Regions from separate parts of the Homo sapiens genome. Here region 2 is linked to region 1. Evidence: read pairs that join two places in POLR2A ChIA-PET (ENCODE). Cell type or tissue: GM12878. All regions are shown on one strand. Each heading gives the region's core, and the rest is flanking DNA. Links, peaks and the distances in the headings are about the cores only. Region 1 overlaps IKZF3 (IKAROS family zinc finger 3). Region 2 overlaps IKZF3 (IKAROS family zinc finger 3).

Region 1 (12,719 bases), core at 1,715-9,714:
ATCATGCCAACTGAAATCCTCACTCATCCATTATGGTCTATCCTAAATGCCATCTCCTTTAGGAAGCCATCCCTCATTCTAAGAGGAATACCTTCCTTTTCTGAAACGTAGTGACATTTTTTGCTGTCTAATGACTTCTAGACTGTAACTCCATTTTATGTTCAAACATGAAGCATTTTTGCATGGTTTTAGTACACTCAAATTTATCTAGGATTGGAATTACCACCTACATTGAGAGAGGATGATTTTTTTTGTTTAGTTTAGAGCTTAGCCACTTTTACCATTATTATTACTGTTTTTCATTTGATCCATGGCTTTATTTCCTTGTTTTTTAAATTTTATTTCCTTGCTTGTTTTTTTTTTTAAATTGATGCAGCATGCATCCTTCTGCATTTAGCTGTTGCATTCATGGTGATTCTACAAATACGTCTATCTACCTTATTCTGTCTTCTGGAATAATTGTGCTGGTGCATTTACATTTTGAAATATAGAATATTATTTACTGTCATTTATTTCACCTTTATATTACAATTGGGACTTTGTTTTTTTGTTTGAGACGGAGTCTTGCTCTGTCACCCAGGCCGGAATGCAGTGGCGTGATCTCGGCTCACTGCAACCTCCGCCTCCCAGGTTCAAGTGATTCTCCTGCCTCAGCCTCCTGAGTAGCTGGGATTACAGGCATGTGCCACCACGCCCAGCTAATTTTGTATTTTTAGTAGAGACAGGTTTCACCATATTGGTCAGGCTGGTCTCCAACTCCAGACCTCGTGATCCACCTTCCTCGGCCTCCCAAAGTGCTGGGATTACAGGCGTGAGCCACCGTGTTCTTCCTTTTTTTTTTTTTTAGACGGAGTTTCGCTCTTGTTGCCAGGCTGGAGTGGAATGGTGCGATCTTGGCTCACTACAACCTTCACCTCTCAGGTCCAAGCGATTCTCCTACCTCAGCCTCCCGAGTAGCTGGGGTTACAGGCATGTGCCACCACGCCTGGCTAATTTTGTATTTTTAGTAGAGACAGAGTTTCTCCATGATGGTCAGGCTAGTCTTGAACTCCTGACCTCAGGTGATCCACCTGCCTTGGCCTCCCAAAGTGCTGGAATTACAGGTGTGAACCACCGCTCCTGGCCTGTTATTTTTTTAAAATAAAAAAAATTTTGACAAGCATTGCCTACAGTTTAAACAGTATCAGCAAAACCTATCATCACTCTGATAGCATACATTGCATCAGTGGTGGGTCATCTTCACATATGTACTTAACGTATGTTTTTTATTGTTTAAAAGATTTTAAAAGATAGTTGAAGAACGACAGTTTTATAAAGTTTAATTTTGATGAATCTTGTAATACATTTATTATACAATATAATTCAAAAGTCAGAAATCTTCATTCTTCGTTCTAAAACTATTTATTGAATACCTTTTTTGTGTCACATATGCAAAATACTGGCAATACAGTGGTAAAAAAGGCAGACAAAGCTTTGGCCCTTATGGAATTTGGTAAGGTAAGGAAGACAGACCAAAGAACAAGTAATAACAATTGAAATAATTAAATTTATGCTAAGTGCTATGAAGGAAATAAAAAGAATGCTAATTTGGAGAGTAATGGAAGGAGGCAGGGTCAGGGACCTCTCCTCTAAAGAAGAGGTCTGGCTAGTGATAGGAATGTGGCTTTGGCTGTTTTCTTCAGCACATGGATGATATTTTGTTTTTTTTGAGATGTAGTCTCACTCTGTCACCCAGGCTGGAGTGCAGTGGTGTGATCTTGGCTCACTGCAACCTCTGCCTCTGGGGTTCAAGCGATTCTCCTCCCTCAGCCTCCTGAGTAGCTGAGATTATAGGCACGCACCACCATGCCTGGCTAGTTTTTGTATTTTTCGTAGAGAACAGGGTTTCACCTTGTTGGTCAGGCTGGTCTCGAACTCCTGACCTCTTGATCTGTCCGCCCCGGCCTCCCAAAGTGCTGGAGACTATGGGTGTGAGCCACTGCGCCCAGCCAGTGATATTTAAAGCCAAGGGAATGAATGGGATCACCTAAACAGAGAATATATTGAGAGAAGGGCTCTCAGGATAGTGCCTGGAGACATACCTCATTTGGTCAGGTAGAGGAGAAGCCAGCAAAAGAGAAAGAGCAGTCAGTGAGACAGGAAGAAAACCAGCAGAGTGTGGTGTAACGGAATTCAAGAAAGGGGAGTATTTCATGAAGGAGTGGGTGGTCAGCTATGTTGAATGTGGCTGAGAAATCAAGCAAGATAAGGACAAAGAGTGTGGTTGGTTTTGGCAACATAACACTTGCTAGTGACCTTGACAAAAGTGGTTTCTGTGGAGTGGTGGGGATGGAAACCAAATCGAAGTGGGTAGAGTGGGAATGGGAGTAGAAGAAGTAGAAACGTTGATTACAGACCAGTTTTTCCAGAAGTTTAGCTATGAGGGTGAAGAAGAGAAATCAGTGGGATGTTGCTGGAGGGAAATGTGGATTAAGAGAGGTTTTGTGTTTGTTTTGTTTTTCAAAGATGAGTGACATTTACACTATCTGTAGTGTAAGTTTATTGAGAGAAAAATGCCAATATTGAAACATTTTGAAATCCCAATTTGCAGGGAAGTTTGGGAAATTAGTGATCACTGAAAATATCTTCATATTTAGTTTATGCATGACATGTAAATAAATTTCTGTACCACGTGAGTTTTAAGCTATATATGGAGCCCATTCAGTGAGTGGTTGGTGTAGATGCAACTTATAAAAATTCTGTAGCAAAATCATGAGAAACTCTTGAGATTCAAAGTTTTTTTCAAAAGCAAGAAGATACTGTTATAATTGCATTTCTTAGGTTTAGGATTTAGATATTTGGAGATGTGTGAGTATTCAATGGATTTTCTTTAAATTAAGGAATAACATATAATTAAAGTGCACATATCTTTTGTATATAGCTTGATTATTTTTCACCTTTATACAACCTTCCAGATCAATATATGGAACACTTGCATCACCTTAGAAGGTTTCCTTCTGTCCATTTATTGTTAATTTCCCCCTTTGCCCCAAATTAATCACTATTCAGACTTGTATCCTCATAGATAGTTTCCCTGTTGTTGAATTTCATATAAATTAATTTTACAATATATGCTTTTCTGGGGTCTAGCTTCTTTTCCTCAATAGATTTTTGAGATCCATCCAAGTTGTTATATTTATTAGTAGTTCACTCTGTTTTATGATCGAATAGTATGGATATACCACAATTTATACCTTCTGATGTTGATGGACAATTGATTGTTTCCAGTGTTTGGCTGTATTACAGACATTCTTTTGCATGTCTTTTGGTGGGCCTATATGTATTCATGTCTCTTGAATATATACCTAGGTGGCCAGGCACGCTGGCTCACGCCTGTAATTCCAGCACTTTGGGAGACCGAGGCGGGCAGATCACTTGAGCCCAGGAGTTCAAGACCACCCTGAGCAACATGGTGAAACCCCATCTCTACAAGAAAAAGTACAAAAATCAGCCAGGCCTAGTCATGTGCTCCTGTAGTCCCAATACTGGGAGGTCAAGTCTGCAATGAGCCATGATCACACTACTGCACTCCAGCCTGAGTTGCAGAGCAAGACCCTCCCTCTCTCTCTATATATATATATACACATAGTATATATAATATATACGTGTATATAACATACGTGTATATAATATATACATGTATATAATATACACATATATAATATATACACGTATATAATATACGTGTATATAATATATACACGTATATATAATATATGTATATATAATATACGTATATAATATATACTATAGAGTATATTATATATGTATATATACTATAGAGCATATTATATATTATATATACTATATAGCATATTATATATGTATATATACTATATAGCATATTAGATATGTATATATACTATATATTATATATAATATATAGTATATATACTATATAGCCTATTATATATGTATATATATAATGTATTATATATAATGTATATATAATATGTGTATATATACATATACATATATAGTATATATACTATATGTTATTTATGCTATATATTATATATACATATATAATAGGCTATATATTATATGTACATGTATAATATGCTATATACTATATGTACATGTATAATATGCTATAATATGTACATGTATAATATGTATAATATGCTATATATTATATGTACATGTATAATATGCTATATATTATATGTACATGTATAATATGCTATATATTTATACTATATATTATATATACATACAATATGCTATATATTATATATACATACAATATGCTATATATTATATATACATATATAATATGCTATATATTATATGTACATGTATAATATGCTATATATTATATGTACATGTATAATATGCTATATATTGTATATACTATATATTATATATACATACATAATATGCTATATATTGTATATACTATATATTATATATACATACATAATATGTTATATAGTATATATACATACATAATATGCTATATAGTATATATACATATAGTATATATACATATATAATATGCTATATAGTATATATACATATAGTATATATACATATATAATATGCTATATAGTATATATGCATATAGTATATATACATATATAATATACTATATATTATATATATACACACACACACACACACCCCCAGGAATACCATTTCTGGGTTCTAATATAGGTGTATGTTTAGGTTTGATACATATTGCCAAAGAGTTTCCAAAGTGGTTGGATCAGTTTACCCTCCCACTAGCAATGTCTGAGAGTTATACTTGTTCCACATCTTTTTGTTAACACTTGCTATTATCAGTCTTTTTAATTTTTACCATTCTTTTGGGTGTGTAGTGAGTGGTATTTCATTGTGGTTTTAATTTAATTTGCATTTTCCTGATGAGTAATTACATTGAGTGTCTTTTCTTATGTTTATCGGCCATTTTGGATCCTCTTTCCTGAAGCGTCTAAGGTTTTCTGGTCATTCACGTTTTTTTGTTTGTTTGTTTTGTTTTTTTTCCTGAGACGGAGTCTCGCTCTGTTGCCCAGGTTGAAGTTCAGTGGTGCAATCTCGGCTTACTGCAACCTCCACCTCCCAGCGATTCTCCTGCCTCAGCCTCCTGAGTAGCTGGGATTACAGGTGACTACCGCCCCACCTGGCTAATTTTTGTGTTTTTAGTAGAGGTGGAGTTTCACCATGTTGGCCAGGCTGGTCTCAAACTCCTGACCTCAGGTGATCCGCCTGCCTTGGCCTCCCAAAGTGCTGGGATTACAGGCATGAGCCACCACGCCTGGCTGGATTTTTTTTTTTTAATTGGGTTGTCTTTTTTCATACTGATTTTGTGGGCTTTTTTTTTTTTTTTCCAGGTGCTATCACACCTGGCTAATTTTTGTATTGTTTTAGTAGAGACAGGGTTTTAGCATGTTGGCCAGGCTGGTCTCAAACTCCTGACCTCAGGTGGTTTGTCTGCCTTGGCCTCCCAAAGTGCTGGGATTACAGGCTTGAGCCACTGCACCCAGCCAGTAATGTGTACTTTGTCAGATGTGTAATACAAATACTTTATCCCAGTCTGTAACTTGTTTATTTTTCTTAATCTATTTGATGAATAGAATTCTTAATTTTAATGAAGATTAATTTATCAGCTTCTTTTTTGTGACTAAGTGCTGCTTATATCTTGCTAAAGAATTCTTTGCCAGGCACGTTGGCTCCCACCTGTAATCCTACCACTTTGGGAGGGTAAAGCGGGAGGATCATTCAAGGCCAAGAGTTTAAAACCAGCCTGGGCAACATAATGAGACCCCATCTCTCCAAACATTTTTTTAAAAATTAGCTGAGTGTAGTGATGCACACCTGTAGTCTCAGCTACTCAGGAAGCTGAGGTGGGCAGATTGCTTAAGCCCAGGAGTTCCGGGCTGCAGTGAGCTACGTCATGTCACTGCATTCCAGCCTGTGCAACAGAGTGAGACCCTGTCTCTAAGAAAAAAAGAAAAATAAATCTTTACCTACTCCAGGGTCATGAGAATATTCTGTTTTCCTCTAGAAGTTTGATTGTTTCAACTTTCATATTTAGCTCTGTTACCCACTTCAAATTAATGATTCTATTTTTGGCTCCAGCTATTTTACAGTTATAAAACTAGGCATTTTACAGTTATAAAACAAGTCTTCATTTCAATATGTTAGATTCAATCATTTTACCAGAAACATCTTTTTAAAGTAGCAATGACATGAAATGCCCATTTTTCCTTTTCTCTCTGCATGTTCATTTGGTAGCATGTGATATACAAGGTAAAATTGGAATGTATGTTTTTGTCTACAACTTAAGGGTAACTGACCTTTGAAGGAAAATAACACTAGACACTGACTTTGTTGTTTTAACAACAGTTGTCAGCAGTTCACCTGTGCCCCACGGTCTACAGTTTCCTCATTAAACACTTAATCTAGGAGAAAAAATGGAATGCTTTATTTTTTTTTAAAGGGGGAGGGTAGGAAGAACTGGAACAGTAACTTGGTTGTATTTGATCTGGTGTTTTTAAGCAAGCAGTCTTGATGTTTCTTAACATTTACCTTAGCCCAAGGAAATAGGGAAGGAAGTATTTCATGATTGGAGGGATTACTCTCACTTTAATGCATGTCTTTGTTTTTGTTATCTTCCTTTCCCCTCAATCAGCAATAATGCACAGTCAGTTAGGGTGTTTGAAATTAATTGGATCTAAAATTTCTTCTAGTTCTGGCCTTCTAAAATCTGTAATCTGTATAGGAAGGCATTTAAAACACGATTTAAATTCTCTGAAGCAACAGTAAAACTCAAGAGACAAATCCTGCTTCTCTTCTTAATGTGTCACTGACTTTGTGCCCTTGGGCGATTACTGGCCTTTATGTTTTTTGTCATTATTTGTATCTTGGATTTTGTCTGTAAAATGGGGAAAATAATAAATGCCATTGCCCCTATTTATCTTCCAGAATTGTTATGAGAAAAAAAGAAATCTCATTGCACTATTAGGCTGAGTGCTTGATGCCACGTTTTTGGAGAGCCACAGGCAAACAAAAACGGGTTCAGAAGACAGCTCTCACCATGGTCAGGAAACTGGGTGGTAACATCTGAGCTATAACTTATCCTGTATGTTCCCAGAAAGCTGAACTAGGACCTGAAATAGACATTTCAGTAAATTTGAGTTCAGCTACATTTAAGAAAGAATGCTTTTAACTACTAGAGTTTTTCTGAAATGGAAAGGAATAACTTCTGTATTATTCGAAGTGTTCAAGCAGAGGCTGTATAACCCAAGTAGGGGGATATTAGAGGACATTCAAACATCAGATGGCAGAGGAAGGAGAGGTAAGCTAGTTATGATAATAATTTCGATTCTAATATGCTAATTTCATCGGTTATAGGGATCATTTTTCATCCTACAGAACTGTTCTTGTACTGATGGAATTTGAGGAATGATTATATATGATGGTGATACGGAGAACTGGTAAAGGATTTTGCAGAAATGACAGCGAACGCTTCTCTGCCACATTTACAGTCCCAGGTGTTAATGTTGCAATTCTGAAAACATTCTTATAATCAGTGCCTCAATTTCTAAAACTTTTAATTATAAAGTAAAAGTGAACATTTTAGATAAGATAAACTTTTTCTTTTTAAAAAAGAGGTATGGGTATAAAGGACTCCATTTACTATTATAAAGAAGGAATGGAATATCAACATTCAGAGATAGCTTTCTGGCAGCTGCCAGGCACCTCTGGTGCCTGACAGCTGGCAAACTCAATACAGGATTCTTTCTGAGATTTGACATTTTGCTTTCCTTTAGTGCTTATACTTCCTACTGGGAAAACAGACCATGGAGTAGAAATATGATCTCTGAAATTAAGAGGAAAATTTTGTTAGCTAATATTCTTAATTCAATGGTAATTATTTAATAGTACAGTATTAGAAATAAAGGCAAGTTTATAACCATTAGAATTAAAAACATGATTGTACATTTTTGTTGCTAATGTAAATATTTGATTTTCTTCATAGCTAATTTATACTTGAACTAATAGGTAAAGCATTCATATGTGAACTTCCATGAAATCTCAATTAACTAGACTCCTGCCATTTCCAAGTTTAAATTTTATTTATAATCTGCCCCCTTTCGTTTTACAGCACATGAAATGTTAGAAACTCTGAAAAAAAAAAAAAAAAAAACCTTGGTATCTTAAAAAAACTAACCGGTGAGAAAATTTATATAGTGTCATCGTCAATGAAAAGAGAATCTAAAAAGCCAAAAACGAATTTGAAATTATCATCTCTTAGTAAGCATGTGATGAAGTCTTGTTTTCTATACTGGTAGAAAACAATTTGAGATTGCTAGAATGGCTATGAGTAGCTATGAATGGGAGAGTGCTGTGGAACACTGCAAAAGAAATAAGCTTTAACTTTTACAGTCTAATATATATGTCAGTATCTCAGTAGTAGACTAGTTGTGTCCTTTAGAAGATGTGTTATTTAAGAGATAAGGTGTTAATGGAAAACACTTATGTTTTAATTAAACCTTAAAACATATCAGGAGATTGGTTATTTAGTTGTGGAAAGAGCAAAAAGACAAATGAAATAGGTATTAACTAGAGTTTTCTGCTAGATTACAACTCTGGCTTTTAAATGAAATAAGAAAATGGTTTTATCTAATGATACCCAAAAATCCTGATGAAAACATGATGCTAAGTATATATTTGTATACATACATGTATGTTCATTTAAAAATATTTTATCTGGATATTTGGATATCCTGTGGTCGATATTTTTACCCTCTGAAAAGTCGCATTAATTTTTCAATCAGTGACATTTGTAAAGTGCTTTGTATGAAAGGTGCTGTCTAAATGTTTTATTTCTTTGATTACTGCGTCAGTGAAAACCGCAACTTTCTCTTGAAATTCCAATTGCAGGGTTTTGAAAGTAAACATAGAAGTATTAGTAATAGACCTAGAACAGGGCTCCATAAGCTTTTTCTGTAAAGGACCAGATAGTGAATGTTTTAGGCTTTGCAGGTCATATGGTCTCTGTCACAACTACTTAGTTGGCTGATGGAGTACAAAAGCAGCCATAGACAATATACAAATGAATGGGTTTAGCTGTGTTCCAATAAAACCTTTTTTTTTTTTTTTCTTTTTTGGAGACAGAGCCTTGGCCTGTTGCCCAGGCTGGAGTGCAACGGGGCAATCTCAGCTCATTGAAACCTCTGCCTCCCAGGTTCAAGTGATTCTCCTGCCTCCCCCTCCTGAGTAGCTGGATTATAGGCACCTGCTACCAAGCCTGGCTAATTTTTTTTTGTATTTTTTTATAAAGACGGGGTTTTGCCATGTTGACCAGGCTGGTCTCGACCTCCTGACTAAGTGATCCACCTGCCTCAGCCTTCCGAAGTGCTGGGATTACAGGCATGAGCCACCGTGCCTGGCCTCCAATAAAACTTTATTGATGAACACTGCAATTTGAATTTTGTAAAATGTTCAAGTGTATTCTTCTGATTTTTAAAAACCATTTAAAGATGTAAAAACCATTCTTAGTTCACAGGCAGTACAATAACAGGCAGTGAGCCATAGTTTGCAAAACCATCTAGTGCGTTCATAGGGATCAACAATAGAGATATAAAACTTCACTTGTTCATTCAACAAGTATTTATTCAGTGTCCATCATGAGCAGACACTAGTGTAGGGGCTGAAGATACAGCAATACAAAACAGACAACATCACTGTTCTCATGGAGCTTACATTCTTGTGGGAAAAGACAGATTTAAAAAAATGAGTGATGGTGATCTGGGAGCCTGAGGCAGGCGGATTACCTGAGGTCAGGAGTTCGAGACCAGCCTGACCAACATGGAGAAACCCCATCTCTACTAAAAATACAAAATTAGTTGAGCATGGTGTCGCATGCCTGTAATCCCAGCTACTTGGGAGGCTAAGGCAGGAGAATCGCTTGAACTGGGCAGGCGGAGGTTGCCGTGAACCGAGATCGCACCATTGCACTCCAGCCTGGGCAACAAGAGCAAAAAAATAAAAAATAAAAAAACAAGACTCTGTCCCCCCCAAAAAAATGAATGATGGTGATAATGAAAAAATTTTATAAAGAAAAATAAAGCAGGTAAGAGGAAAGAAAATGACAATGGAAGATGACATTTTATGTAGGGTAATTAGGTAAACCTTGTTTGAATAGGTGACTTTTAAGCAGATACTTGAATGAAAAGAGAAATTGAGCCAAGTGGCTTCTAAGAGGAAAGCATTATAGTCAGGGGGAAGGGTAAATGCAAAGGCCTTGAGGCAGGAGCATGCTTTCCCTGTTCAAATAACAGGAGAAATGTAGACAATTGATGAGATTTATATTTCAACAAAATTAACCCACTCCAAGATTCTTCCATCATTTGCCCCAGATATGTATAAACATCAGTACAGGAAACTATATTTCTATCAAAAGCAATATAGGGACTCTTCCTACTTAACTTTGTAGAGCATTCTTTTGGAAAATATTTCAAAGCTATGTTGACTGCCTACACATTAAAAAGACCACAGTAGACCCCATCAAATGGAAACTTTTTGTGGATTTGTTAGGGGGGACTGAAGTGTAAAGAAGTTACAAAATGATTAATTAAAAACTAAGATGTTTTTGCTGCATTTAGAAATATTTAACAAGTTTCTGGTCTTCATTTGGGAGTTCCTTCACCATCTGTCCACTCCTGTCTTTGAATGGGCTTCATGTTCTTATAAATACCTTGAAGTTTAGGGGGGAAATACACTTCAATCTATCTTGTTGTTGTGTTTTAATTTAGTAGCTAATAAGAACATTCATGTGACCTGATCACAGATGGTTTTCCTATCTCTTTTTTTTTTTTTTTTTAAAAGACGGAGTCTCACTCTGTCGCCCAGGCTGGAGTGCAGTGGTGCCATCTCGGCTCACTGTAACCTCTGCCCCCCGTGTTCAAGCGATTTTCCTGTTATGAATGCTAAGGTAGTCAGAATCTCATTTTTCTCTTCGAAACTACACTCAGTTACTTCTGGTGCTATTTACAGTACACAAAGGACACTTTAAAAATATTGAGAGCTATTTAAATGTCAGAGGGTTTAAAATATTCAGGGGACCAAGACCTTTTGCCTTTAGTTCACCAAATCAAAAGCCATCTTTCTGTGTAGTGACTAAAAGATGTTCCCACATGAAGGTTGCTCATGTGAAAGCTTTGAGCTAGTTTTCGTTCTTTCTTTTTTTTTTTCCCTCCGTTAAGAATCTTTTCAGCATGCAGTTGAAAGTTTCATAGTTAGCGTTTTTAAAAAACACTATCGAACTTACAGAAAAGTTGCAATACAGCACAAAAAAACTTTTTTTCTGCAAGTTTTTAAAGTAAGTTGCTGACACGGTGCTCTATCCCTGTCCTATGCTTTAGAGTATGTGCCCTGCCTTCACAATAAAATCATCAAAACCAGGAAATCAACATTACTACCATTCAATCCTCAGACCCCATTCAAGTTTCTCCAGTTGCTTCTGTGATGTTCTTTACCACAAGATATTTCGGTTCAGGATCACACATTGCTTTTCGTTGTCATGTCTCTTTCCTCTCCTTCAGTCTGGAACAGTTCTTCAGTCTTTCATGACCTTGAAACTTTTGAGGATTATAAGCCAGCTGCTTTGTAAACTATCCCTGCAAATTCGAGTTTGGTTGTTTCTTTATGGTTTGATTTGTGTTTTGCATATTTGGCAGGAATATCACAGAAGTGATGCTGTGTTCTACTCACTATCAGAAGGCACATAATTTTTGTTTGTCCCATTACTGATGATGACCACATGTAACTTTGCTCAGTTACAGTGATATCGAACAGGCTTTTCCATTATATAGGTGCTCTTTTCTTTCAACCTTGTAATTAATAAGTATTTTTGGAGAGAAGCACTTTGAAACTATATAAATATCCCATCTGTCACCACACTTTTAATTTATTCATTTATTAACATCAGAATGTTAATAATATACTCATGAATTTGTACATGAATAATGTACTCATGAATAATGTACTCAGAATGTACTCATGAATTTCTGTTTTTTTCCCAATGAGTTATAGTCTAATACTATTATTATTTTATGCTCCCTTGTCCCAGATTTGGCCAATGGAAACCCCTTCAGGATGACTGCTCTATACTTTTAAGATATCCACTTCATTCTGTGAGCACTTCCTTGCTTTCTGGCACAGCAAAATGTTCCCGACTTATACTTTCAATTCTCATGCCTTAGCCACCCCAGTAGCTAGTACTACAGGCATGCGCCACCATGCCTGGCTAATTTTTGTATTTCTGGTAGAGATGGGGTTTCGCCATGTTGGCCAGTCTTGTCTCAAACACTTGAGGCTGAGGCGGGCCTCAAATGATCCACCTGCCTCAGCCTCCCAAAGTGTTGGGATTATAGGAGTGAGCCACTATGCCCATCTTGGAGTAAACCATTTCTTCAGGGAGCCTCATTCCTTTAAATGGAGAATAATATTTAGAAGTTAATATCTAGACGCTATTGTAGTTTCACTGTTCCTAGGTGCTCTCAGTGAACGGGGAAAGGGACTGTATTTATGTATACCCATATACACACATTTACATCTATATTTTATCTGGTTTTTTTTTTTTTTTTTTTTTTTTGCTTTGTTGTCATCCAGGCTGGAGTGCAGTGGCACCTTCATAGCTCACTGTAGCCTTGAACTTGTGAGTTCAAGTG
Region 2 (12,719 bases), core at 3,051-11,050, 58 kb after region 1:
CAGCAATAAGTAGATCGTGGGAAAGTCATAGGGTCTGAGAATTAGGTAATGGGCATGCAAAATACAGGAGTGGAGAAACAGATTAGAGATTGGATACACAGATAGAACCACTGAATGATTGAATGTGGGGCCCAATCAGGAGAAAGGAAAGATGACTCTAAGGATTCTAGCCTGAGTAACTGGGAAGATACCTAGGAAGCCTTCAGAAATAGAGGACTAAAGAAAGGGAGAGAGGTTACACCTGGAGTTATATATATGGAAATTAATCATATAAGATGTTAGTCGAAGCCTTAAGAATGAATGAAATTGCCATACAAGAGGGGTGTAGAGGGAAGAAAAAAGAAGGTTAAGGACAGTATTTAGGATGCAGAGGGAAGAAAAGGGGCAAGAAGGAAGCAATCAGAAAGGCAAGGAAAGAAGGTACATTTTCATTGAAGAAATAGGAGTGCAGGGGCCGGGCACGGTGGCTCATGCCTGTAATCCCAACACTTTGGGAGGCCAAGACAGGTGGATCACCTGAAGTCAGGAGTTCGAGACCAGCCTGGCCAACATGGTAAAACCCTGTCTCTACTAAAAATACAGAAATTAGCCAGGTGTGGTGGCACGTGCCTATAGTCCCAGCTACTCGGGAGGCTGAGGCAGGAGAATCGCTTGGACCTGGGAAGCAGAGGTTGCAGTGAGCCGAGATCGCACCACTGTACTCTAGCCTGGGCAACAGAGTGAGACTCTGTCTCAAAAAAAAAAAAAAAGAAAGAAAGAAAAGACATAGGAGTGCAGAAGAACAAGGAATGGTGAGTGGTCAGTAGTGTTGAGGATTACAAAGAAGTTGGAGAGAGTGGCATACAAAAAGGCTCTGAATCTAGGAATCAGGAGATTATGGTTGGTGATATTCAAGGGAGCAGATTAAGTGAATTGTGGAGGCGGAAGCCATATTACAGAGAATTCTGAGTCCTTTTTGAGGCTGTAGAGGCAGTAAGCATAGCTTACCTATGTCTTTTTTTTTTTTTCTTGAGACGGAGTCTCACTTTGTCACCCAAGCTGGAGTGCAGTGGTGGGATCTCAGCTCACTGCAACCTCCACTTCCCAGGTTCAAGCGATTCTCCTGCCTCAGCCTCTTGAGTAGCTGGGACTATAGGCGCACACCACCACGCCTGGCTAATTTTTTTGTATTTTTAGTAGAGATGGGGTTTCACCATGTTAGTCAGGATGGTCTCGATCTCCTGACCTCATGATCCACCCGCCTCGGCCTCCCAAAGTGCTGGAATTACAGGTGTGAGCCACCGCTCCTGGACCACCTGTGTCTTAAATCTGTCTAGAAAGGAATGTTGAGGCCGAGCGCAGTGGCTCACTCCTGTAATCCCAGCAGTTTGGGAGGCCGAGGTGGGTGGATCACGAGGTCAGGAGTTCAAGACCAGCCTGGCCAAGATGGTGAAACCCCGTCTCTACTAAAAAAAAAAAATTAAAAAAATAGCCAGGTGTGGTGGTGGGCACCTGTAATCCCAGCTACTCAGGAGGCTGAGGCAGGAGAATCGCTTGAACCAGGGAGGCAGAGGTTGCAGTGAGCCGAGATCACACCACTGCTCTCCAGCCTGGGCAACAGAGTGAGACTCTGACTCAAAAAAAAAAAAAAAAGAAAGGAATGTTGAGAGAGGATGAATTTAGGTATGATGTGATGAAAGGTGAAACCAAATTGCAAAAGGAAAGGAAAAGAGGAGTTGGCACCTAGAGAGCCTGAAGACATAGAGTTGATAGATCTTGGAGACTGACTTGATGTAGAAATTGAAAGAGAAAAGGTTCCACAGTTTGATGGCTTGGAGACTGGAAGAAGGGTGATGCCATTTGTCAACATAAATAAGTCATAAATTAGAAGCAAGTTTGGGTTCAAAGATGACAAGTTTGATTTTAGACATGTTCATTAGTATTTTCTAATAGAATTTTTCTAAGTAGAACACCCCTTTTCTCTGCTTCAATAAGTCTTCCAGGGAATGGGATGAATCTCTTCATTAGAGCAGGCTAATGCCTTTCCTGGTTTTGGTGGACTGTGTTTGGAGGCTGAGTACTAAGCCTAATATCTCTCAGGAATCTCATTCATACCTTAAATTCTAATTTATTTTATTTTATTTTATCTTTTTTGAGATGGCGTCTCGCTCTGTCGCCCAGGCTGGAGTGCAGTGGTACGATCTCGGGTCACTGCAACCTCCACCTCCCAGGTTGAAGCGATTATCCTGCCTCAGCCTCCCCAGTAGCTGGGAGCCACCATGCCCAGCTAATTTTCTATATTTTTAGTGGAGACGGGGTTTTGCTATGTTGACCAGGCTGGTCTCAAACTCCTGACCTCAAGTGATCCACCTGCCTTGGCCTCCCAAAGTGCTGAGATTACAGGCATGAGCCACTATGCCCAGCCAGCAATTTATTATGGCTTACCTTGAGAAGGTAACAGAGTTGAATATTAGAATAAATTAGAATCTGGTTGGACACGGTGGCTCAGGCCTGTAATCCCAGCACTTTGGGAGGCCAAGGAGGGTGGATCACTTGAGGTCAGGAGTTCGAGACCAGCCTGGCCAACATGGCGAAACCCCGTCTTTACTAAAAACACAAAAATCAGCCAGGCATTGTGGTGCATGCCTGTAATCCCAGCTACTCGGGAGGCTGAGGCAGGAGAATCACTTGAACCTGGGAAGCAGAGGTGGCAGTGAGCTGATCGTGCCACTACACTCCAGGCTGGGCAACAGAGCAAGACTATGTCTCAAAAAATAAAATAGAATAAAATAAAAATAAGTTGCTAATCCCCAGTAACCATGCAGAGAGGTCATCCAGGTCATTCATCTAAAACTGGTAAGACTCCAAAGGCAAACCAGCAACTATGTAAGCCCAAAGGACTTCTCTAATGCCCTGTCCCTGTGTCCTTATGTCCCTGGGTCTCAAATACTGTCTTCCTTGCTCTATAGCTGACTCCTAAAGGACTAAAGCTAAGATCTGCTCTTGAGCCAGGATGGTGTCGTATTGAATTCCAGGTCAGGCCAACTAAAGCCAAAATCCTGAGGGAAAGGAGCAGCTCTCTTATGTCCTCTGTTTTCAGAAAGACTCAACACATTGATCTTACTACATTTTAAAGTTCAGTGACCATGGAGTGGCCTGAGTCTGGTCATGTTCACATTTTCTAACCAAAATGGAAAGGATCCTTTTCTGCTGGCCTTTTCTATCTGCTGTTTTTGGTTTTAAGTAGCTGAAATTTTCCGTTGAGGTTCTTTTAAACGCCTACATGCAAACTGAAGAGCACTCAAGCTTTGGTGGGATATTACCCACAGCTGGAGTGATGGAGGAAGGGAGGCAAGTACAAGCCTCAGGTGCATCCTTCTCTTAAAAAAATAAAAAATAAACACTTAAGCAAACAAATTCCACTTGAAAGCAGGGAAGACCTATCCAGAGAAAGAAGTAAACCTCTTTCCAAGTAGGAAACAGATATCATTTCTTATATAATCCAGATCCATAGGGTGGGCAAATTTGAAACATGTTGGACTTATCCTACAGCCCTACATCTTTGCTAGTCAAAGAGTGAAAAGTTGTGAACCATGAACTGTGGTAGGAAGCAGTGGAACTGTGTGGCAGCCCTGGCTCCTCTGATGGTGGTTAGGCCCTGTCTTGCTCTATTAAGCAAACACAGTTAATATAGATGAAAGGTAACCTTGATAGAAGTGAAAATTGAAACTTGGGTTGAAGGTAGCAAGCCAGGCACAGCTGCAGTTGTACTTCCTCCTATGCAGCAAGAGGAGCAACACTTACTGATGTTTTTTGGAAGGGATGTAGTTTTTTAAAATATCTTTTTTCAGACTGTTTTGGGTTTTAACATTTACACCATTGATGGGAGGGTGTGTAATACAGTTGGTAAGAACCCACTTAGGCCTTATATGTCTAGTGCATGAGGTCAAATCCAAGTAATTGATAGTTCAAGCTTAAGTTTTGCATTCTAATCACACCTCTGCCAGTAACTGGATGTGTAACCTTCGACAAATGACCAAAAACATCTCTGCTCCCAGATTTCCTCATCTGAGAAACAAGAGGGTTGGATTAGATGACCTTTAAATTCCCTTCCAGCCCTACACTCCATTGATTTGTGATTCCTCATGGGGAGGTACAACTTTTGATTTCTAAGGACCAATGGTTGAAAAAGTAAGCATTTATATAGCATATTTTATATATGCAAAATCCCTTACAAATGTTTATTATTCTTACATCAGGCAAATTTTTAGGTTTTACTAGTGTCAGTGCAAGTACATAAATTTGCCTTCTTTGTTTCTTATGTTCTTCATATTTTTCCCACGTTCTTCATATGTTCTTATGCTCTTCATGAAGAGTATTACAGCTCTTCTTTTAAATTTCATTCATTTACATTGCAGTTCTTAAGATAGTACTTGGTCAGCCAACTCACTTGAGCCAGTCCCTCCTCTCCTATCCAGTCCTATTACACAATCCTTGAGTCCTTGAGTTTAGTTCTCCCTAACTTGGGACCTAATGGTCCTTCCCCTTATTTAGATTGAGCCCCACTTACCTGTGTCGATGAAAGTGACTCCTTAGGTTATATGAAAGAATTACTTTTCCTTTTGTCTTTCTCAACACTTTTTCATTAGTACTGACAACTTCCTCTACAGTCAATGTTGTGCCTTTATCAGCTCCAAGAGAGACAGAGATAAGATGTGTTTTAGCAATTCATATACGTGGAAGGGGAAGAGGCAATGCATGGCTTAAAATTAGAAAAACTATGTTAACTAGTCAACTCTTAATCTTAATGGCTTACACTGGATGCATCTGAAGGATTCAAACAATATTTTCTCCTTGAAACCTAAGAGTACATCACCTTGCCTTTTTAACTGCAGCCACCAAAAACAGTACTAGATCTGAGAACCCTTCCTCTCCCCTAGTACTGGAGAAGAGTTGCTCAATGTTTGTTTCATGGCCACTTTGAGCAAACTTAGCTAAAATCTATTATCTGTAATTTTCTGGATAGCCTAAAACACTATCGTCTATTTTTATGTGTGTAAGTATGTGTGTTTTCCTCTGACTGTGGTTCTGAATTTAAATAACGTGCGGTCACGCTAATGGTGCTTTCTTGTTTTGTAGATGTACAGTGTTTTGTTAGCTTCGATTGGTATTTAATTGTCAGTTGTGGGTCTCTGCTGTTTGAGCTGCTTTGATAGCTTCAAGTATAGTCGTTGTTCATTTCTTGCATTTTCTTCCCTGCAGATGATTCAATGAAAGTGAAAGATGAATACAGTGAAAGAGATGAGAATGTTTTAAAGTCAGAACCCATGGGAAATGCAGAAGAGCCTGAAATCCCTTACAGCTATTCAAGAGAATATAATGAATATGAAAACATTAAGTTGGAGAGACATGTTGTCTCATTCGATAGTAGCAGGCCAACCAGTGGAAAGATGAACTGCGATGTGTGTGGATTATCCTGCATCAGCTTCAATGTCTTAATGGTTCATAAGCGAAGCCATACTGGTAAATAGTCTGCTTTTTTCATTCTTCTGAAAACTCTCCTAATGCAGCCACGTGAGAAATGAAGTGGTGGAATTTGGAACTTTTGGTTACTTTCATTGATTTTTGCTATAATGCTGATGTATCTCTCTCTCTGCATTGCTGTTCACTCAGTGCTTTTTATTCCTGCCTCACCATGCATTTGGCAAACATATTGCAAATGCTATGAATAAAAAAAGACTGTAGAGAGCACAGTGTTCTAGGTCAGCCAAATACTTTTTCTTCAGTTTCTAAGTAGGAGTTGAATTGTGTGATTTGCTTCTTAGCCATCTTTTGTATATTTTTGCATAACATTTTTAATAAGAGCAGATCTTCTTATTGTATTGGGTTCAAATTTGGTAAATGAAAGGACATAGTTTTTATTTCCAGCTTAAAATAATGTATCTTCAGACAATAAACAGGTAGTCTATAGAAATGCATACAAACACAACCATCGCACTTGAGCCAGTCGATTCCATCCCATATCTCATATGAAGACTTTAAAAAGGAGAATTTCTAGCCCTCAACACCTTGTAAGGACTTTAGTTTCTGGCTCTTTTTTCAAAGGAGATTATATTCAAAAGGAATACTAAAAAATTAGCCAGGCATAATGGCAAACACTGGTAGTCCCAGCTATTCTGAAGGCTGAGGTGACAGGCTCACTTGAACCCAGGAGGTCAAGGTTTCAGTGAGCCATGATGGGACCATTGCACTCCAGCCTGAGCAACAGAGCAAGAAGACCCTGTCTAAAAAAAAAAAAAAAAAAAAAAGGGAGTACCAAGTAATATAGTAATATAAAAACTTAGATCTAGAAAGCACTTCTAGAGCTGCTCTTGTTTCTTTGCTCTGATTCAATATGATACCTAAAATAGCCTTGCTAGTGGGTGCTTTTTCTCTTCTACAGAGGAGATTTCATAAGTAAGTCTTAGGCTTGCCTTGAAATGCAGCTCCCAACTGATCCCAATGTGAACAGTAATTGTCTAAAAGATGAGCTTTTCCCCTAGGCATCTAATCTGTGCATATGTTTCTCCACTTGCCTGTGACCAGAAATCTCCTTTTTTGTCCTTTTTAAAGGTGAACGCCCATTCCAGTGTAATCAGTGTGGGGCATCTTTTACTCAGAAAGGTAACCTCCTCCGCCACATTAAACTGCACACAGGGGAAAAACCTTTTAAGTGTCACCTCTGCAACTATGCATGCCAAAGAAGAGATGCGCTCACGGGGCATCTTAGGACACATTCTGGTAAGTGAGAGAAATGAGCATTCCTTGTCTAGGAAGTGCATTCCTCAGAGCCCAGTGTGGAAACTAGAAAGAGTTAAGTAGGAAGGTTTCAATCTGTCATTCTTGTTCTGAAGGGTTACAACAGCAGAGACCTCTAGGGCTAATTACACGACCATTAAGGCACTAATTGCTCTCCGTCTGCCTCAGTGGAGATGATCATCTCCTCACCATCCTTGCACCCATGGAGAACAACACAGTCAGATAGGAAGAGCCCACCCTATAAAAAATGTCCTTTTAATTTTTGTGAGAAAATTATAGCCATCAGTATTTTCTTCTGGTAAACTTTATTAGAAGATTATTTTCCCAACACACACACTCTTTCCATTCAAAAGACGAGACAAGCAAATGATGTACAGTTTGTAAATTATGAAAAACTGTGATCTGGATATAAATCATTGTTTGGGGGCTACTTTTTGGCCATTTGGGATAAATTTATTAAATCCAACTTTCCTCTTGATTGGCCCACTTTTTTTTTTTTTTTTAAATAAACATGAGGTCTCACTATGTTGCTCAGGCTGGTCTCAAACTTCTGAGCTCAGGCATTCCTCCCACTTTGACCTCCCAAAGTGCTGGGATTACAGGCAGGAGCCACCATGCCCAGCCAGCCTACTTATTTTAAATCTCTAAAAGATTGAACAACGGTAAAGATTTGTAAAAGTTATGTGCTGTCGTGATGTTTTTACTCCTTATTTTGACCAAGATAATACTTTTTTTTCAAGATTTAGAATTTCCGTCCTAGAAAAATAAGACTGAGTTTATTTTCAAATTTGGGACCTCATGTTCTTGATGTTATCTGGCAAAATTTTAATTGGAAAAAAAGGCTTGTTTTTATGTCAGTTCACATCTACTGCTTTGATTAAAACCTAGCCCCAAACTCAAAACTTGTTATAATTCAGCCACTAGGATTAAACAAGTCAGCCCCAACAAAACCCACCATGAGAGATCATAATTGGCAATTGAAGGGTTTCTCTCTTTTACAGCTCATTTTTCAAAGTAGTGAATTAAGGATGAGTTTGGTTCGAAAAAAATTAGAATAGTTCTCTACTGTTGCCTTTTTCAAGTAAGAAACAATAGTAGGCTTTTTAAAGACAGATTCCAGAGAACCCAATTTATGCAGAAACGTAACATTTTTAGCCCTAGCAAACCTGCATTTGTTTTAATTTAGGATTCCATAAGGATCTTTTAGTGCTTTAAATCCCAAAGCCTCTGTTTTAAACAGAGCAAGAGTTAGAAAATAAAAATTTTAGCCCCTAAAACTGACAAATTCATTGAGTATATTCTATCAACAATCAGAAAGACCAGCCTTGCACAGATAGTTGAAGTTATTACTTACATATTTCAAGCAATAAAGCATTTGGGGAGTTGGCAGAATAAAGTTTGCATGAATTGTATGGGTGAAACCTTTCCTTCATCTTAGACATTTAGACGAAGTCATTTTTACAATTCATTTTTATTTCTCTCTTTTTTTTTTTTTTTTTGAGACGGAGTCTTGCTCTGTTGCCTAGGCTGTTGCAGTGGCGTGATCTTGGCTCACTGCAACCTCCGCCTCCCAGGTTCAAGCGATTCTCCTGCCTCAGCCTCCCTAGTAGCTGGGATTATAGATGCCTACCACAACGCCCAGCTAATTTTGTTTGTTTGTTTGTTTGTTTGAGATGGTGTCTCACTCTGTCACCCAGGCTGGAGTACAGCGGCGCCATCTCAGCTCACTGCAACCTCTACCTCCCAGGTTCAAGCGATTCTCCTGCCTCAGCCTCCCTAGTAGCTGGGATTATAGATGCCTACCACGACGCCCGGCTAATTTTGTTTGTTTGTTTGAGATGGAGTCTCACTCTGCCGCCCAGGCTGGGATGCAGTGGTGCAATCTCAGCCCACTGCAACCTCCACCTCCCAGGTTCAAGCGATTCTTCTGCCTCAGCCTCCTGAGTAGCTGGGACTAAAGGGTCACGCCATCACGCCTGGCTAATTTTTGTATTTTTAGTAGAGATGGGGTTTCACCACATTGGCCAGGCTGGTCTCGAACTCCTCACCTCGTGATCCGCCTGCCTCGGCCTCCGAAAGTGCTGAGATTACAGGCGTGAGCCACTGTGCCTGGCTAATTTTTGTATTTTTAGTAGAGATGGGGTTTTGCCATGTTAGGCAGGCTGGTCTCGAACTCCTGACCTCAGGTGATCCTCCCACTTCGGCCTCCCAAAGTGCTGGGATTACAGGTGTCAGCCACTGCGCCCGGCCTATTTTTATTTCTATTATTCAAAAATATCCTGGCCGGGTGCAATGGCTCACACCTGTAAGCCTCTCACTTTGGGAGGCCAAGGTGGCCTTTGGGAGGCCCAGACTTCACCTGAGCCTATGAAATTGGGGCTGTAGCGAGCTGTGATTTCACCACTGCACCCAAGCCTGGGTGATAGAGTGAGACCCTGTCTCAAAAACAAAAAAACAAAAAAATCCGTAGTTAATTAGCTCAGTTTTTATTGTTTTAGCCTAGACTTTGCTATAGCCACGTGGCAAGGATGAGCTAAATTTACCCAAATATGTCAATGTTCTGAAAAGGCCATCAGTTTCTAGCCGAATGGCTAACTCCCACAAACTACAGCAATCTTTACTTACAGCCAGATGGATGTCCAAAATAAAGAATCCTTTCCTATTTCATTGCTTATACCACATTAACCTCCTTGAAGAATAAAAGGGCCCTATTTTCTTTTTCCCAAAGAAAACAAAATTTGACCTGGAGCCAAAACAGTATGCGAAATGGTAATCACTAAATCCAAATTCTTCCATTTGTGATAGGAGGCGATCCTTTTGAAGAATACTCTGACGTAATAATTAATCATAGACCATAACCTTATTTAAGCTTACCAAATTTAAAATATAGATTCAAAAGTATCCAAATACTCTGGCTTCACTCAGCAGTCTCATTTCTAGTGAACAGTTGTCACAGAGCCCCAATACCTGACCTGTGTGGAACCCCTGAGGGTCACTGAGTGCCCCTTATGTTCTCCTTCTAGTGGAGAAACCCTACAAATGTGAGTTTTGTGGAAGGAGTTACAAGCAGAGAAGTTCCCTTGAGGAGCACAAGGAGCGCTGCCGTACATTTCTTCAGAGCACTGACCCAGGGGACACTGGTGAGTTCACGCAACACACGTTTAGTGAGCATCTGCTGTCCTAGGTGGTGAGATACAATAGTAAGTAAAAAGACTCGTGGAGTTTATATTTTACTGGGGGCAGACAGATTATAAAGAAAGTAAATGAGCAAACTGTAAGTTGGAAGGTTAGCGGGTGGTAAGTGCTATTGAGAAAAATGAAGCAGTTGCTGAGGAGTGAGGGTGAGAATCAGGGAAGGCTTCAACGAGGTAACATTTTAACAGACTTCTTAACAGGGTGAGTAAGCCCTGCAGATAACTAGGGAACAGCAAGAGCAAAGGCCCTGGGGCACAAATTTGAAGAAGTGTACGTAGTTCTGTGTGTCTGGAACACAGTGAGTAATGGGACCTGAAGCCAGAGAGGAAATGGGAAACCAGATCTTCTCAGGCCTTGCAGGCCATTGTAAAGGCTTTGGCTTTTACTCTGAGTGAAATTAAAAATCTTTAGAGGGTTTTGTACAAAGAGGTGACATCATTGGTCTTCTCATTTGAAAGAATCACTCTACTTGCTTTTGAGAAGAGATTGTATTTGGGGCAAGGTTGGAAATTGGGGGTCCAGTTAGGAGGCCATTGCAATAATTCAAGCAAGAGAAAATTATGTCTTGTTAGTGGTAGAGGTGGTGAGAAGTATTCTAATTCTCTGTATATTTAAAGGTAGAGTCAACAAGATTTCCTAACAGATTGATGAAGAGTGGAGTTGTCGTTTACAAAAAATGGCAAAAATTGAGGGTAGAGGAGGTTGGGGAGTGGCTAGGGAAGAGGCAATTAAAACTACAAGGATTTTCTTTGCACAGGGCCCAATTTATATCCTTGTCTACTCATATGATTTATTGTGATGCTTCTATTTGGCTTTGGGGATTCCTTGTTTTATTCAGTGATTTGAATTAGATGCCTACTGGCAATTGGTTGAAACACTAGATGTTCTTCTATATCTCAATTGTGGTTTTATTTCCTTTTAATTCTTTGTTGGAACAGCCTGAAACTTTTTTGTGTCACATCTCTTCAGCTGTCCTTTGTCCCATTGAGTTGGCTGTCAGCCTGGTTCTGCAGCTTGGGTTGTCTGACATTTTTATTTGGTAACTTGAACCAATTGCTTATTTAGAATAGGTACAAACCCTCATGGGATTTAGTGTTTGACAGCAATTGTTGCAGTTGAGTAGTTTGAATAGGCTAAAACAGAAAAGTTACAAAAAGATGACAGAAATAATGTGAAACTCAGGAAAAATGGAGTAGAAATGACTACCTAAACTGCCCTCATTTTGAGTGAGAGGAAACTTTTATTTTAGATAAAACCTATTGCATGATGTTAGGAGCTGGCCAACTGAATTCTGATGGCTTGCAGTGCTTCTGCTTTTTATCCTAATGGCATCTTTGGTTTTATCAAGGAGTTGGATTTCTAATTTGATAAAGGAAATCCAACTTATTTGGATAAAGCTTATCCAAATAAAAAGAAATGTTTACCCCCTTATAAAAAACAAACAGGTCATACACAGTGGTACACACCTGTAGTCCTAGCTGCTGAGGAGGCTGAGGCAAGAGGATTGCTTGAGCCCAGGAGCTCAAGCCCAACCTGGGCAACAAAGCAAGACACCATCTCTAAAACAATAATAATAAAATAAAAAGAAAAACCTAATATTTGGGTTTTGACATCTTCTCTTTGTTTTGCTTTTATCTGAGTCTGCTTGCTAGGAAAGATTTTGACATCTTAAGTGGCATGCTTCATGGCAGTCAGGCAGTACTCGCTCAAGGACGGAATGTAGGCATCTCTACTTGCAGTTCTGTATTTCAGACAATAGGCAAAGCTCTCACTGTAAGAGATTCCCAAGCTATGAAATCTATCATATTCCAAGTAGAATCACTAATATTTAAAGCTAGAATGAAAGAGAGCATCTGACCCTACTTCTTCATTTTAGAGGTGACAAGACTGAGACTCGCCCAAAATTCAGTGACCTACTTAAAATTCACCAGAACTTTAGTTGTTTTTGTGATTAGTCATATTTTTTAATTTTCAAAAACTTGAGATATAACTCACATGCTATAAAATTTACCTTTTTAAAGTGCACATTTCAATAATTTTAGTATATTCACAAAGTTGTACAACCATCACCACTATCTTATTTCAGAACATTATCACCATCCGCAAAAGCAGTGCTGTGCTCATTAGCAGTCACTCCCTATTCCCCCTTCCTCTAGCTCCTGGCAGCCACCAATCTACTTTCTGTCTCTATGGATTTGCCTGTTCTGGACATTTCACATAAATGGAATCATACAATATGTGGCCTTTTGTGTCGGCTCCTTTTACTTAGCATAATGTTTCTGAGGCATTTATGTATGCTGAAGCATTTATCAGGACTTCATTCCTTTTTGTGGCTGAATAATATTCCATTGTTTGGATATGGCACTTTCCATTTATCCATTCATCAGCTAATGGACATTTGAGTCTTTTACACCTTTTCCACTTTTTGGCTTGATTAGCTATATTTCTTAAAGGTTATATATTATCTGGTTTGCAAAAGAAATATAGTAACACACATACTAATAGACACACATGTATATACATATATGTGTGTCCTGATTCTCCTGGAAGGAGGGGGAAAAATCAGAAAACTACACTCTATAAACAGTAAGTTCAAAATTATTGATTTTGAAGTAAGGTCACCACCTTACTTCCCATTCTCACAACCTTTTTTAGGAATTTCAAATAAGGAAAAGTATCAAAAGTAATATTTTAGCTATTCTCAGTGATATTAGGTGATTCAGGAAATGCTGAAATACAGAGGTTGA

What was found. ChIA-PET counts read pairs that join two places held together with the same protein. Peaks named below come from ENCODE experiments on the same cell type or tissue, not always from the same donor. Only the 100,000 strongest peaks of a DNase experiment are listed, where the experiment ranks them.
Region 2: POLR2A ChIA-PET joins it to region 1 with 14 read pairs; 6 of 35 experiments call an interaction of 5 or more read pairs at or near these places.

The regions. Positions count from the first base shown.
Region 1 is chr17:39,841,960-39,854,678 of GRCh38, reverse strand. The region is part of intron 1 of IKZF3 (IKAROS family zinc finger 3); the gene reads left to right. Among named protein-coding and RNA genes, the nearest start is that of IKZF3, 16 kb to the left of the region's middle. In GM12878, for the core only: no CTCF peak of the experiment used is centred there; no DNase peak of the experiment used is centred there; H3K4me3 peaks cover 1,470 bases; H3K27ac peaks cover 2,369 bases.
Region 2 is chr17:39,785,456-39,798,174 of GRCh38, reverse strand. It overlaps IKZF3 (IKAROS family zinc finger 3), which reads left to right. Exons shown (of 8, transcript NM_012481.5): 4 at 5,242-5,502; 5 at 6,592-6,759; 6 at 9,801-9,917. Among named protein-coding and RNA genes, the nearest start is that of GRB7, 54 kb to the right of the region's middle. RefSeq lists enhancers at 5,195-5,324, 6,422-6,531. In GM12878, for the core only: no CTCF peak of the experiment used is centred there; DNase peaks (open chromatin) are centred at 3,594 and 5,164; H3K4me3 peaks cover 3,074 bases; H3K27ac peaks cover 4,292 bases.